Linked DNA regions of Homo sapiens: region 2 is linked to region 1. Evidence: read pairs that join two places in POLR2A ChIA-PET (ENCODE). Cell type or tissue: CD4-positive, alpha-beta T cell. All regions are shown on one strand.

Region 1 (8,000 bases):
AGCTGAAAGAATGGCGTGGCCAGCACTATGACAGGCATTAAAACAAGGTGCCCGGAGAACACTGTGGATGGTGTGCTGCCTCCACAATGAAAGGGTAGAGGAGACTCCTGGGGAACAATTTCCAGAGGGAGGAATCCTTGAGTGGGAGCCAGGGGACAAGACAGTGTCTGCCAGACAGGGTGGGAAGGTGCTCCAGCCAGGGGGCTCAGCATGCACAGAGGCATAAGGTGGGTACCCTGACAGCACTGCAGGAAGGTGGGAACAACAGGGAGGGCGAGAAGCCATGACAGAGGAGGTTGCACAGGGAAGCAGGGCCCAGATGAGAGAGGCCTCGGAGGAGTCAGGGCTCGACCCTGTGCCAGGAGGAGCCACGAAGAACCTGAAGGAAGGGGGTGGCAGAACTGCTCGTGCATTTTAAAGAGATCCTGCTTGTAGTCTGGAAGGAGAGAGCACTGGAAGTCAGGCTGGCAATGGCCAGGGTCCCAAGAGAGACAGGGGAAGGAGTGGAGAGGAGCAGACAGAGTCCCAGGCAACTCATCAATATCGTAGTCCAAACAATACTTGCTGAGGGCCGCCATGTGCCAGCCGCTGTTGGGCATGGGGAAGACACGTTGGGAAGCAGGCAGAGCCCCTCCCTGCCTGCAGTCAGTGTTCCGGTGGGTGTGAGGACAGTGGACACAGCTTGGTGGCTGATCGGAGGACAGGAGGAGGGAAAGGAAGGACTCAGCATGGCTTCCAGGCTCTGGCTCGGACGCACCGGTCTTTATCTTTATGGACGAAACTCTACCAGGATCCTCTCTCGTCTATGCTACCATTTCTCATTCTGGCTTTCTCCAAGTTTCTTCGGATGTTCCTGGTTTTATTTTAAGCCCATTCTCTCTAGTTTTTTTAGAAGATGACTCATGTTCACAGATGACAGTAGTCTTTCTTCATAAAGATATTTCAAATACTTGAAAATGAAAACTAAGTGACTCCATGGCCTCTTCTTGGAGGGCTCCATCTGAAGCCACTTCCCCTGACGGTGGGTGTGGCAGAGAGCAAGGCTGAGTGGCTGCCTGGCCGGGTCACCTGTGTGAGAGAACTTTACTGATACAGGTCCGAGGGCCAATATCAGGACACGGGTTCTGCACAGAATAAAGACGAACGCTGGATGCAAGTAGGGGCAGGTATGATATGTGGGAGGTTGCGAGGATGGTGAATTAACACACAGAAAGGGCCCCAGACTGTGCTTGGCTCTTGCATGTATTTGCTAGTACATTGCTATTATGCTACTTCCACATGCTGAAAACCAACACAAACAATGATAACTTGAAATTTTTAACCCTAGTGCTTACAGGTGAGAAAATTACATCGGCAGTTGAACGGTCCCTTGAATGAGCTGAGTTCTGTTTATTAAAATAATAGCAATTATGGAGACAAGGGAGGGAATGTGCCATCCACAGCCGTCTTTACAGCCGAGTCCCACGATCGGGAAGGTCACCTGCCTGTGGAGGTGGGCAGTCCTCTCTCCTAATTGCCTGACGGGCCTTGAACCAGCAGCACCAGTGCAGGGACACCCAGCTATGTTAAATGAGCCTGTACTAAAAGCACACTGAGGCTGAGCTGGAAGTAGGCTGGATGGACACTTCCTCCCAGAGTGTCCCTGAGGCGCTCTGGCAGTTTTGGCTTGAGATCTGTGCTGGCTGCAGTGAGAAGAGGCAATGGTGAGCAGCCCTGGAGAAACTTCACCTTGAGAAAAGAACGGCTTAAGAGAAGTCACTGGGGCCTTGGTCTCCCTAAAGGTCCAGGAAGTTGGAGGCATATTTGATCCACTTAGATTCAGTTTAGATTCAAAGTCAAACTAACGGCCATATGGTTAAGCTTTCAGAAGGTAGTGTAGAGAATGGCTTTGACTTTGTAATAGTAAGAATTAATTGAGATATAAAAGGTACCAATTATACAGAAAGAATCTCTGTTCATCAAAATGCCCTAAAAAAGGGGGAAAGGTAAGCCACAAAGTGAGAGAGGGTATTTGCAACACATACGTCTGTGGTATGGCCCAAAATTAAGGTTCTAAATTATATGCTGCCTTGGCATCTGGTAAAATTGGAAGGGCCTCAAATGGCCTAACTGCAGGTTCCCTCCCCACACAGACCCATGGATGAGGTCCCCCAGCCAAGCCCCCATCTCTTATCATGGGGACAGGTACAGTTTCTGCTCATCCCTGAGTAGCAGGTTGTGGAATTATTCAAACATGTCAATCATGTCCTCCTGTGGGGACCAGGGGTCACCTCACCCTCTTCTTACTGCACAGCCTGCTTCCCATAGCCCCTGCTGGTTCACTCTTTTCCCACGTGCAGCCCCCTGTGGCCCTGTGTGGTCCTCATCTGGGCTGTGAGTATCTGTGACTAATTAACTGCTGTTGGCCTCATCCAGTGTCAGCTGTGGAGTCTTCAGACATCCGCATTACCCTAGGGTGGGATGAATGAGAGGTAATTAAAACAATACCTGCCCACAACTTGTGTCCAGATCGCGGAAAGAAAGCCTACTCATAATTGCAAGAAAAAACCCAATCAAAGAGGATGTCCAAATACCTGAGCAAGTAATTCGGAAAAGATGAAATCTAAATGGTTGACAAACATATAAAGAGACACTCAATCTCATTGGTAATCGAGAGAAAAGCAAAGTACAACTCCATGAGACACCTTCATGTACCAGACTGACAAAAACAAGAAGTCTGACAATGCCAAGTTCTGATGCCACAGCACTGCGACGTCTCCACCTTGCTGGTGCAGGGCAGACTGGTGCCACCACTATGGCATCATTCTGGTGTTACTTAGTAAAGGTGGAGGCAGAACTTCCCTCAACCCAGCCATTCTACATCTAGTCAGTCCTCCAGGGATGCTTGCAAACGTTCATCAGGAAACACTACAGGATGTTCATGGAAGCACCTTCCAAGAATCCCTAACTGGGATGAATGCAGGAATTGCAGCACATTCCTACGATGGAACACACCCAGCAATAAGAAGAGCCCACAGCAGCTACATCTGCCAGTGTGAGGCAGATGCGAAGCACAAACGATGTTGAGCAAAAGGAGAAGTCACAAGAGTCCATTTTCAATGATTCCATTTATACACGGTGAAACAAAAGGCGATACTAAAGAGTTTAGCAGTGAAGTCAAAGTTGGTGAAACTACAAAGGAAAACAAGCAAACAATGACCTTAAAAGTCAGGAAAATGGTTGCCTCCAAGTGGAAGGTGGACGTGTGACGAAAAAGGGGCAGACAGGAGCTTCTGTGGTCCCAGCCATGTTCTATTTGCTCACCTCAGTGACAGCTGCATGTATGTTCACTTGGTCAATTTAATACTGAACATATGTTTTATACACACATCTGTATTTATGGTATATAAAAATCAAAAGGCATAAAAAAAATCTAACTAGAGGCCTGGAATCTTTTAATCCATGATCAACTCTAAGCTGCAGCTGCACCTGTCAGGGCTCTGCTCCGACCCAGGGACACCTCTGACAAAATGATGTGGATCAATCAGATGGGAGCTTCCAGCAGGTGAGGGCAGGGTGGGGTGGGAAGGGCAGAGGGATGCTTCCTGAAAAGGTGTCTCATGGCTTTGGCCTTGCTGCTGTGTTTTGTGTTAACACAGGCCAGGGGCTTTGGCTTTCCTTTCCTGGGATCTCCTCCTGCTGTGCCCCTGCCACAGGAACTTGGCTCCATATCCCATTCTGGTCTTGTATTTTCTTCTCGCTGGGGCTTGTACCTGGCGAGCCAGCATGATACAGAAGTATTTTCTGGCCTGCAGATTTCTCCAGTTTTATGAACACTTGTGCCTTGTTTTCTTTGGGGAAGGTAGGGTTATCCATGCACATAGTTCTCACATCCAAGGCACTCCCCACCCGTGCCAAGCTGCTTGCAGTTGCTCATAACCCCAGTTATGAATTCAGTCCCTCGTTCAATGAACACTTAGGCACATGGCAAATGTTCAGGGCTGGGGATATGATGTCTGCCTTAAGAGCTTAGCACGATCCAGCTCATTAGGCAACACTGCATCTAGGAACAAATCAGAAAGTAACCCAGGAAGCTAACTTTCAAAACATCAAATAAAAGCCCAAACAGGAAACACAGATTATGCCTACTTTTGGTCTCTCATTTGGTTCTGCCTCAGCCGTACTCTTTCCCCATTCTGTCCAAGGCACGTGACTCATGCCCCTTGGATCTCTCCCGCAAGGTTTTCATTCCAGAGGCTCCCGTGAGCCCTTGGCCTCCATTGTATGCACGTCTGTCTTGCTCATGTTCCTTGCCTGTGTCAATTCTAGACACCAAAATGTGCTGGTGCTGCCACTGCTGAACAATTCTCATTATTATTGTTATTTTTTTTTTGAGCCAGGTCTCACTCTGTCACCCTGGCTGAGGTGCAGTGGCGTGATCTTGGCTCACTGCAACCTCCTCCTCCCAGGCTCAAGCGATTCTCCCACCTCAGCCTCTCAAGTAGCTAAGACTACAGGCATGCGCCACCACACCTGACCAATTTTTGGATTTTTTGTAGAGACGGGTGTTGCTGAGTTACCTAGGCTAGTCTTGGACTCCTGACCTCAAGTGATCCACCCAGCTCAGTCTCCCAAAGTGCAGAGATTACAGGCGTGAGCCACCGCGCCTGCCAGTTCTCATCTTAAAATCACTTTCACTTTCAGCTATTTTATTCTCTTTTTTCTCTGCCAATTTGGTAAAGAAAGTTCTAGGCTATTTCATCAGAAATTGCTGTACGAAAATCTATCACATGAGCTTCTGTTACATCTGAGATGTTGGCAGTGTGAAGGAAACAGAGAGAGACTTGAAGCCCCACAGCCTGAGAAGTGGGAAGGAATTCTGGCTGCTCTCATCCCCCTTACAATGGCTCTCCAATCCCCAGTCACACAAGGGGCATGGGAGGGGACCCCAGCAGGCCAGCCTGTGCTTGGCCTGACACCAAGAGGGGCGTTGCTGCTGGGGCCCACAGCCTCCTGCCCCCTGACTACCCTGTGTCCCGACCTCCACCTCAAGAGCCGCCTCTTCCTCGAGGAGCGACCACCACCTCTCAGCTCCTCATTCTCCCTTTCTGAGCCCCACACTCTGAGAACATTCAGCTTTACTGTGTCCCGTATAGGATTCTGAGGAGTGGTTAAGCACCAAGCTCTGGAGCCAAAGTGCCTGAGTTCAAATCCCAGCTCTTCACTGTCTGGCTGTGGAACCTTGGGTAAATTATTCAATCTCTCTGTGCCTCAGTTTCATCATCTGTGAACTGGGTAACTATGTACTTCATAGGATCCATAAGGATAAGGAGAGCAAATATAAAACAGCCTCGCTCTGGGCCAGGCACGGTTCTATGCGCCTACACATATTAACGCATGTGAGTGACTCTTAATGGTGCCTGCTACATTGTAAGTGCTCAGTGTTAGTCACCCAAGGTTTAATGGGTAAAATCTCTCAACAAAATTGCAAAAGGAAAGACAACCTCACAAGTTTTGAAATGTTGCATCATCTGTGGAAAGGACCTGGGCTCACAAGGAGTGATATTTAATAGTTAAGTATGCATCTAAGTAAACCAAACCAAAATCAGAATTCCTAAATTATGACCCAAATCCTGGGCACCAGAAAGACACCAGAGCAGACTGGTGACCAGCCTGGGTTCTGCAGTCAGCTACCCCTGGGGTAAGCCCCACTGTGCCTCTCACTGCCTGGGCCATTGGGGCTTCCTCCCCATAGTGGAAGTCATAGAGGTCTGACTCCCAGATCCGCTCCTCTGCCCAACCAGCTGTATGCTGATTGCACCAGGGAAGTTTCCATCCTCAGCAGCCTTTGCCTACCCACTTGCAAAGGAAGATCCTGGTGAAAACTGGATAATGAAAGCTGAAAGTAAATTGCAGTTAAATTTGGGGACTGCCTGGCCCAGGCTCACCTGCACCAGGGAGTTGAGGGCTGACTCACTGTATGTGTCTGGGCATGGGTATATATATACAGAGTCTTAGTTTGCATTCAAGTGGGTCCAGCATTGATAAATTAGAGTCGGGTCATTTCTGGCCCTTGTAGAGTTAGAAAATAATTTATGAAAGTGGTCCTAAATTGCTCCATAATTTCAAGTCAGAAGAATTTCCCTCTTACTTTCTAAGTCCCGTCTGCCACGTACAGCAACTGGGTCATCAGATAATTACAAGAGCATAAAGCAGAACAGTGCAAATCCTGTTTACCCAAACAGTTCTGGCTCCTGTCTCTCATTCCCAGGTCAATAAGCAGGCCACGTGTGGTTGCTTTCGGTCAGTGCCTACCACTGCCGAGCCCTTGCCATTCAATACAAAACACAAGCGCCCTCCAAAGAATACCCCAGCTCCTCTTCTGTCCTCAGACACCCTCAGATCAGCCCAGCTTCTCTGGGGTGATGATGGGGATCACTTCTGTATTCATGGTGTCAGCCCCATCACTAGCTTCCTGGCCAGAGATGAAAATCAAGGTGCAGCTGCACCCTCAGCTTCCTCCTTCAGGCCGAGTGAGGATGAGCCACTTCTGATGGCTATCAAGAGGAGAGAGCCCCCCAGCTCCCCACCACCAGCCTGATGCACCCTCGTTTTAGGAAATGGGCTGGAACACAAAGGGGAGACAGATTAGGTTAGATTAGGGCCTACTGGGAAGGCATCTGCTTAGCAACATAAAAAATGCTTTTGTGGGCCACCGCTCAGCGAATGCAAAGAAAAATGTAGGCAGCGGCTTCGATCTGCACACAGCATCATTTGCACTAATGGTGGGATAAGGGAGTGGCTTCCAGGGAAAGGTATGACCCAGGATGATGTGGAGCCCTGGGCCATCAGCAGAGCTGGGCTCATCACCCCAAGGCAGATGGAAGCTGCCCATGGAACAAGGCCACGCTGTTCCCTGGGCAGGGGCAGCTAAGGAGAGGGAACCGCGGTCCTCCAGCATCATCCTGGCCCAAGCTTTCCTATGTGTGAATCCAGGGCAAGCCTTCCTCTTTTCATCACATAAACTGGCCACCTATCCATGGATGAGCAGGGGTCGGGGGTGGTGGGGAAGGTTTTGGCTGGGCTCACTGGGAGGAGAGCGGAGAGAGGACGTTTTTTTCTTGTCCATCACACGTGCTGCTCCTGGTACAGCTGTCATTCACAATGATGCTGTGTGCAGATCGAAGCTGCCGCCTAGGAACAGGAACAGGCAATGGTGTGGCAGGAGATGGAAGCCTGGCCAGATGCCCATGAGGGAGCCTCAACGGTGGGTCCTCCACCAGCCAGGTGCAGACCCATGAGTCACTTCATCCTGTGTTGGGGGTTACCAGAGAGCCAGCAAGGCTTATGCAGAGAGGAGGGAGGGAGGGAGGGAGGAAAGGGGGGAGGGAGGGAAGGAGGGAGGGAGGGAGGAGGGAATAAGAAGGGAAGGAACGGAGGGAAAGAGTGGGGAGGGACATCTGTCAGGGCCTGTGACCATACCACAGCCCCTTCTGCCACCTTGGAGCTTCCATCGTGCACTTCTGGAATGCAAAGCCGACCCTCTCCTGGTCCACCCAGACACTCCTCACTCCCCAAGGTCTTCCAAGACATCAGTCTTCCCAGAGCAGTTCAACCCCCAGGAACCGGCCCTGCTGCCAAACCCTTACCACCACTAAGTGTTGCTACCCACTTGCAACCTCAGACATGTCCCAAGTAAGCCCCAAACCGTGTTTCAACCCAAGCCATCTGTTGTCCTCTCCCTTGATCAGCTGTCAGGTGACCCTGGATGTCTGTCAGCCTCCATGATGGCTCTGAGCTCCACTAACAGTGCTGTGACTCTCTCATCAGTCCCCATTTCTGACCCAGAAAAAGAATCTGTAGCCACAGCTCCCACTCCAGGCCTTGCCTGTTCCAGGATGGCACACGCCTGCATCTGCCCTTTTCCTGGAAGGCTCCTGGGACCTTGACCTCGGCCTGGTCCTGTCCCCAAAACTCAGCAGTCCTTTACTCTCCGCCCTCTTCTCACCTGCAGCCCCCTG
Region 2 (8,000 bases), 300 kb after region 1:
GAACACATGGAAGTGATCCCAAGTCCCCTAGACACTTCAGCATCATCTGGCCAGTGAGGGCAGTATTTGCTGCTCTGACCCTCTAGGCACTGCTAAGTTAAAGATGTACAGGACATATCATGTAGCTGGCTTGTCTCTGAGGTAGTCTTCCAGCTACCTTGATCTTGTCTTGGGAATGTCTGCTGGGTTCTATAACTTAATAGGGTAAGTCATTTTAACAGGTAAACAACAGTGGAGTTTTTTGGTTTTGGGGTTGGGGAATTGGAAGAGAAGGAGAATGTATATACCAAAGACATCTAAGGGGAAAGAATCCAAAAGAAACAAGGGAATATTTATCCACTTAACATTTACGCTAAAAAAAAAAATGTAGTTTTCTTTAAAACACTTAGCTTAACTATCAAAATGGAAATGTGCTCATGAGGTAATTCGCATGAAAGAGGCAATGACTGATGGCTTAAAGATAATATATACTCATGTAGTAAGTGCCACACACTGTTCCAAGTGCTTTATCTATATCAAGTCATTGGTCTCCACAATCTTATGAGGGAGGTATAATTTTGATTCCATTTTACATAAAAGAAAACTGAGGCACAGAACCATTAATTCACTTGCCCAAGGTCTTGCAGCTAGCAAGTGGCAGAGGTGGTGGCATTTAAATCCTGACAGTCTAACTCTCAGAGTTTAGGCTCTGAATTACAATGTTCTCAAAGGAAATTTAAAACTACATGGAATTGAATGAAAATGATAACACAACATATTAAATTGGATGGGATGCAGCCAGTATTTATCCAGCATGCATTATGCCTAAGTGGTTTTAAGTCCATTACCTCTATGAGGCAGGGTCACATGAGCACACCCATGCTCAGAGAGGTCAGGTACTGGTACAAGGTCATTCAGGTAGGAGATGGAAGAGCCAGGATAAGAACACAGGTCTAGTTCCAGAATCTTCCATCTACCCATTAGTTCTCCCTGTGCACAAGTGATAACTTTCAAGGTACATTTGCACGTTGATGGGAGATAATCCATCTACCCAAGAAATAAACGTTGATGGTGGAAATTCTAGAAATAATTTAGCTTGAGGGAGGGCGTCTTCCAAGCATCCCTGAAATTATAGCTCACAATTCGCTGTTTCCTAAGCCAGCTCTGCTAGAAGGTGACAGAATCTGAGCCCTGCTTGAGCAGTTTTCTTTCTCCCTCTTCCGTCAGGCATCCCCTGTGGGAGGAAGGAGGAGCTCAAGGTCAGGAGAGCACTGTTCCCTGGGAGGTAAGTGCAGCACTCAGCCGCATTGACTCCAGCTGGCATCCTTCAGTGCGGGAGGCCTCACCGTCTATCCCTGCAGGGCTTTGTTCCCCGCAGGCCTCTGAATGTGAGATCCACCCTCTTTGGATTTCTGGGGCAATTTTTGCTTTACTTTTTCACCTGACCCTTTGGTTTAAAAACACAATAAGGAGTGGGAATTATTAGCACTGGAGTTAAAGAATGCCGGCTTTTAGGACCTGTTTTTTTCTGGTCAAGCTGAGAGAGGAAATCAAAGCTTCCATTCTTCTCCCTGGAAACAGAACTTACAGAAGTGTGTCTTATTACATCATTGTTGATAAAAAGCAAGTGGGAAATACTTGAAAATGTGAAAAATCACAGAGTAACTGTGTGTGCATTCTACAGTGTAAAATCAATGGATGACATCCTTCCTGAGACTTAAGAAAGTCCAGACCAAGTTAAGAAGAGGGAGTTGGATGGAGATGCCAGGAATTGATGAAACTCTGTGTGCAAAGCACAGCACAGTTAGTGCCAAGAGTAGGAGGTGGTCCTCTCACCTCTAAGGACTTCAGAAGGCTGGTTGGCCTGGGGAATGCCAAATACTCAGTAATGCCTCTGTTTCCTAACTGGCCAAAATGTGAAAAAGTAAATGGGCTCAAATAAATATTAATGAAGTGTCGACCATGTACTACATTGCAAAACGGCCTTTGTGGCCTTTGCAAAATTTATGACAGTAGGAAATCTGATATAGTTGACTTCATCTTGCTTCTGATCTCCAAGCTGTCCTTGGTCATTCCTGGGCATAGGACAAGCTAACTTTGGGAGGAATTGAGTTTATAGTTTACATTTAAAGCAAAGGTGATAATAGCCCTTCCCCAAACTAAACCACCTTTGTAAAACTAATGAAAGGTCACAAGGTTAAGATTATGAGAGAGAGGGGCCTGAATTCTGACAAGACAGGCATAGTTTCTAGAATCCCTTACTGCTCAGGGGTCATGTGGCCAGAGGTCACAAGATTTGTGACTTTTCCAATTGCTCCTATAAATAACATCGCTATTGTAGAACTGAAGATTGGTTTTTGAGATATCTTTCAGACTGACCCCACCAGGACTCATGACTCATGGCTCAACAGGTCTTGTGGCTCCCATGTAGAGGCAGACTCAGTGCACGAGGACCATTTTCCACACCCTTGTGATTTCATCCCCAACCAATCAGCAGCAGCCATTCCCTAGCCCCCTGCCCACCAAATTATCCAAAACACCCTAATATCCAAGCTTTTGGAGAGACTAATTTGAGTAATAACTCCAGTTCTCCCACGTGGGTCAGCCTCACGTCATTTAAACTCTTTCTCTATTGCAATACCGTGGCCTCAGTGAGCTGATTTTGTCTGCGCTGTGGAAAGGAAGAACCAGTCAGGTGACTGCAGTTAGACAAACTGGAAGTTAATCTGTGGGTCTTTCACTGACCAACAATGACTTCATCTCTCTGAGCCTCAGTTTCCTCATTTATAAAATGGTGCTCATAGCAACTGTACCTGAGTGTAACAAGCCCAATGCCTGAACTCTGATACCCCCCAAGGAAACACAAATAGGCAAGTCAGAAATCCTCTTTTATAACAAAGCAGGGAGCGGAATGCACCAGACATCCCCAGCAAGGCTTTCTAAAACTCTCTTCAAAGTTGTATTCCACAGGATACCGGCTCTCTCTCCACTCCCCACCATCCCCCACCACACTCTCAAATATTTTCTTCTTCCTGAGCTCTCCATGCCCTTTGTTCTGTAGATCAACGTGACTTGTAGATCAATGTGTTCTATAGATTAATATTCAGACGTCTCTGGTACTGCACCCTACCCTCTGCAGCACATCAGTGGGGTGGGGTTGAGTTGAGGGTTACACAGAATAATAACTTTTTTTTTTCTGATACACAATCATGCCATAGGTTGACATGATGATTAAAGAAACCACAGATGCAAAAACCACTAACAATAAGCCTAAAATGTGGAGCAAGCTCAGTAAAAGTTCACTTCCTTCCTCCTCCCGCAGACACAAAGATCAAACGTGCAAAGATCAAATGTATCTGAGAGGGTTTGGGAAATGGAGCACACAGTAGGGCCCTATTCTGATGAAAGCGCTGATCTGATGCTGAGATAAGAGGTAGCAAAGTGATGGTCTAACCCCACTTGGGGGTGCGATCAGCTATCCTTACATGGGCCAACTCCCAGGGAGGGATGGGGTCTCCCCTCCTGAAGGGACAGAGGAGAGGAAGGGAGCAGGGGTGGTGGGTGGTCTAATGCTAAACCTATGAAAGGAATGGTGATCTCAGAGGGGGTGGGGTTAAGACACTGATCTGTGGGCCAAAAAAAAAAAAAAAAGATACCTCTAGGAGAGTCAGTTAGCAGGAGCCTATCCTCATTTGTAGTTGGAAAACAGCCTGGTTGGGGCTATTTGGTCTCTTCTAAGTCAACTAAAAACACATTGAGACCAGGCACGGTGGTTCATGCCTGTAATCCCAGCACTTTGGGAAGCCGTGGCAGGAGTACCACTTGAGCACAGGAGTTCAAGACCAGCCTAGGCAACAGTGAGAGCTTCTCTCTCCTCCCACCACCCGCAAAAAAAAAAAAAAAAGAGCTGGGTGTGGTGGTACATGCCTGTGGTTCCAGCTGCTCAGGAGACTGAGAATGCAGTGAGCCAGGATCACACCACTGCACTCCAGCCTGGGTGACAGAGCCAGAACCTCTCTCAAAAAATAAATAAATAAAATAAATAAATAAATAAAATATATTTTTATTGAATGAAAATGATAACACATGCGTGTGTGTATGTGTGTGTGTGTATATATACATATATATATATATATATATATATATATGACTCCTTCCTTTTTTTCTAGTATTTTCCCTAATTACACAACAGAACAAAACAAGAAGGAAAGAAACAAGGTCAAGCTTTCTAGAAGGCCTGGATTTTTTCTCTATGAGGAAAATAAAATCATGCAGCCCCTTAGGGTTTCAGTCAGTGATCCTGTTATGGGCTGAATGTTGTCCCCCAGCAAATTCACATGGTGAAGTCCTAACCCCCAGTACCCACAGATGGTGACGGTATTTGGAGATTGGGTCCTGAAAGAGGTGGTTAAGGTAAAATGGGGTCACAAGGGTGGGCCCTAATATAGTATGGCTGGTCTCCCTATTAGAACATGAAGATGGCCATCTACGAGCCAAGGAGAGGGGCCTCAGAAGAAACCAGTCCTGCTGACACCTTGCTGTTGAACTTCCAGCCTCCAGAATTGTGGGAGAAATAAATGTTGTTTAAGCTGCCCTGCCTGGCACCCTGTCATGGCAGCCCTAGCAAACTAGTCCAGCTGCACTTGTCTGCGTGGAGACCTCTGACCCCAGGGCAAATGTTCCAGCTCGTCTTCCCTCCTTTGCCCTGCTATTTCCCCTACCGGTTGGCTCCTCCTGCCTGCTGGCTCTGCAGTGGTACCAACACCGAAGCAGGGGTCAGCAGGGGTGTGCTCTGGGGACCTGAAGCTGGCCCAGGAGGGTCAGGGATGGGCACAGCAGTGGGGAGAGGACAAAGCTAGAGTCAGTGCAGCCTTGGACCGACCACAGGAGCACTGTGGGCAGGCAGCCGGCAGGGGTAGTCTCGCTCTGTTTGAATGAGACCTGCTGTGTTTGCTGAGCCAGGAGACAGGCCCTGACTTCCCTGAGCTTCCAGGACGTTGAAGCATGGAAAGAGGTCGTTTTCCTTGGCCCAGCTTTGGGAGCCCAGGTCCGCATATGCCTCACAGCCCTCTGGGGGAGGCAGGAGCCCTCAGAGGACTCAGCTCCCTCAGTCAGGAAGAGAACCTGGTGTCTCCCAGAGGTGAGCACAGGTGTGGGAATAAGCAAGTTGAATCTGACTTAGAGGCCTAATATTTACTTTCCATCCCTATTCAAACCCCCCAACCTCCATCCCCCAGGGTGGCACAAGAACCAGGCAGCTTTTGAAGTGGCAGGAAATAGGGGTGAGACCACAGGCCTTCAGGTCCTGGAGTTGCCTCTGAGGAGCTCATCCCCATGCACGGGGTCCTTTCCCCATGCACGGGGTCCTTTACAGGGGGGACTCTGCTGCTTCCAGGCCACAGGGGACCAGGGCCCTCAGATGATGCTGGCAGCCACAAGGGCTGGGGTCAAGACCCCGAAGGACACACAGTGTTTCTCCTCTGAGGGTCTATCCTCATGAGAGCCTCTATCCTATTCTTTTCCAGAACTAGGTGCGCTCTCTCTCTCTCTCTCCTTTGAGAAGCTTAGGGTTCCAGACAAACAAAAGCCAGGGGGGCAGGGTAAAGTCAAGCAAGTTGCCTGCTGAAATATTGGGTATGAGAAATTGGAGCTGAAATGCAATCATTCCGCCACACCTGCTACACACAGCTTTGCTTCCTGGTCCTAGTCATGGGCTGAGGAAGCCTCAGGGTCCAGCTCAATCCCAGCAGGCTTGGAGTTGACCTCAAGGCCACCGAATTGCATCTTCCTCAATGCAGGGACCATGCCTTGCTTATCACCATAGCTACCGTTTATTGAGAGCATTCTCTGTGTGAAGTGGCTTCATATCAGTTATCATTAACCCTCACCATACTGAAGTCAGATGTTATGATCATCTTTTAACAGGCATGGAAATTAAGGCTCAAGAAGGTGACTTGCCCAAGACTTCATAGCCCACAACTGCTGGAGGTGGGATTTGAACTCGTCTGCGAGGTTCGAAATCACCCCAGCCCAGTGCCTGCTCCTGACAGAGACTCAGCAAGTGCAGCTCTGCGTGTTTCCTCCATCACAGAGGCCTGCTTAGGGGAAAAATCTTGCTGAAGAAAAGTGGCCGATGGTTTCGAGAGAAGAGACGCTTATTCATGTAATTCTCAAGAATCCCATCTCCGGCTTAGAAGGACACCTTTTCTGATTTCCCATTCAAAGGGACTGACGTACACTCAGGGGCTGAGGCAGCAGCTGTTTTTGCTGTGCACAGACTGGAGAGCGATGTGTGAGTGAAGTCTGTGGCCACTTCTCTCCTCCCCCGAGCCTTCTGGGGTTTGGGTTTATGACTCCAGAGGCGGAGAAGCGTGTTCCCTTTCTGTGCGGATCCCGTCATTGACAGAGTCTGTTTTAGAAGAGCATTTTTAGATGGCAGCGAACGTTCCAGACCCCAAAGCATTCTCTTTACAGCACCGTCTAGCTTGGGTGGGGATAGGGTGGGTTTGTGAACACGTGTGTGCGTGAGAGTGTGAGTGTGTGCAAGTGTGTGCACGTGTGTGTCAGTCCCTCTGTCTGGCTCCCACTGCTAGCCACCTCTGTCATATCCTGACTATTTCGCCGGGGCATCGTCCAGCCATAGGAATCTTCAGCAAACCTACAGTTCAGACGAACGCCCTCGTTTCTGCCCTGAGAAGAAAGTCCGTTGAGTCTGAGGGCTCCCGAGTCATTCTCTCAAGGCATTCATTCAGTTTTGTTTCCCCTGGTGCTACCCTCTCTGAAGTCGTTATTACTCATTAGGTGTATTGCACATACAGAAAAAGTAGGTCAAGGATTAAAAAAAAAAAGAAAAAACATCTCTGGGAGAAGCACAAGTATTGTGTAAAGCTATTTTGAACTTGCGTGAGATTTTTCAAGGGGGAAATGTTTTGTGCAGAGACGGCTGCTGCCACAGCTGACTTACCAATGAATGCCCGTGTCTGAGCCTTTCATACGCTAACCACGTGACCTTGGAATTCCATTTTGAAATGATAATTGTGCCCAGTGGGGTGAGCAGCCTCTCAATCCAGGTTCTATACAATATAGGTCACCTCGAGGATCCTCAGTAGAACAGGAACAAGAGAATCCTGAGAAATCTCTGTAAAGAAACAGAAAGAATGAGAGAGAAAACTGTGTGTCTAACCACCGGGCCCCTGGGCCCTATGTGCCACCCAGGTTTGGAGCAAGGCTGCGGGGCAGATGATGTCCAGGAGAGCCTCAGAAAGTCCGGGCTCTAGAAAAAAATACGTTCCAGCTCACTCTGCTCTGACCCTGCATCTGCTCTGTGCTGAAAGCTTTGTTGCTGCCATGAATATATTTAAGGGGAATAAAATGTGCAGTGTCAAAGCGACTGGCTTGAAGTGGGCTGGATGCATCCTAGGCTCCGCGAGGGAAAAGGCCTCTAGCTGGCAGTTGACAGAAGGGGGAAGGCAGTGAGGAGTGGGCCCACCCACGGGAGTCTGGGCATGAGGCGGGTCCTGGTTCCCAGGCTGCCCCGTGGGAATATGCTCCATGGGCTGGGGCTGCTGTGCTGGCTGCTCTTGCCCCCAGGGGGTCACTACGCTGGGCTTCTCCATCAGGGCTATCACGATATTGCCCAGGGTTTACAGGTTTACAGGCATTATCTCACTCAGTGTTGTTTTGCTCCCTTTCACAAAGAAAGGAAGGAAAAGAGAGGCAGGGGGTGAGAGAGGAAGCCAGACTAGCATTCAGCTCTGCTAGTTGTTCCTCGCCTGGGTTAGGCTTCCCTGGAAAGTAGCCTGCATTGTCTTGCACCTCCTTCATCTGACAGCCAGGTGCTCCTACTGGAGCATAACTGTAGTAGGCCATTTCTGTGCCAGTTGACTGAGAAGGCAGTGTCCCTGCTTTTCTGGAAACTTCCACACAACACAATTCCCGATGGAAAGCATTTAACAATTATGGGTGGGGCTCTGATCAAAAAGTAAGCTTTAGAAAAGGTTAACAGCTAAGCTGGGCATGGT

Evidence for each region. ChIA-PET counts read pairs that join two places held together with the same protein. Peaks named below come from ENCODE experiments on the same cell type or tissue, not always from the same donor. Only the 100,000 strongest peaks of a DNase experiment are listed, where the experiment ranks them.
Region 2: POLR2A ChIA-PET joins it to region 1 with 7 read pairs; 2 of 35 experiments call an interaction of 5 or more read pairs at or near these places.

The regions. Positions count from the first base shown.
Region 1 is chr2:100,937,934-100,945,933 of GRCh38, reverse strand. All of the region lies in intron 5 of NPAS2 (neuronal PAS domain protein 2), which reads right to left. Among named protein-coding and RNA genes, the nearest start is that of NPAS2-AS1, 35 kb to the left of the region's middle. In CD4-positive, alpha-beta T cell, no CTCF peak of the experiment used is centred here; no DNase peak of the experiment used is centred here; H3K4me3 peaks cover 987 bases; H3K27ac peaks cover 525 bases.
Region 2 is chr2:100,639,506-100,647,505 of GRCh38, reverse strand. It overlaps LOC107985814 (a long non-coding RNA gene), which reads left to right. Exons shown (of 4, transcript XR_001739199.1): 3 at 1,207-1,264; 4 at 5,905-7,340. Among named protein-coding and RNA genes, the nearest start is that of LINC01868, 36 kb to the left of the region's middle. RefSeq lists enhancers at 4,215-4,715, 4,716-5,216. In CD4-positive, alpha-beta T cell, no CTCF peak of the experiment used is centred here; DNase peaks (open chromatin) are centred at 3,275, 3,875 and 6,805; H3K4me3 peaks cover 741 bases.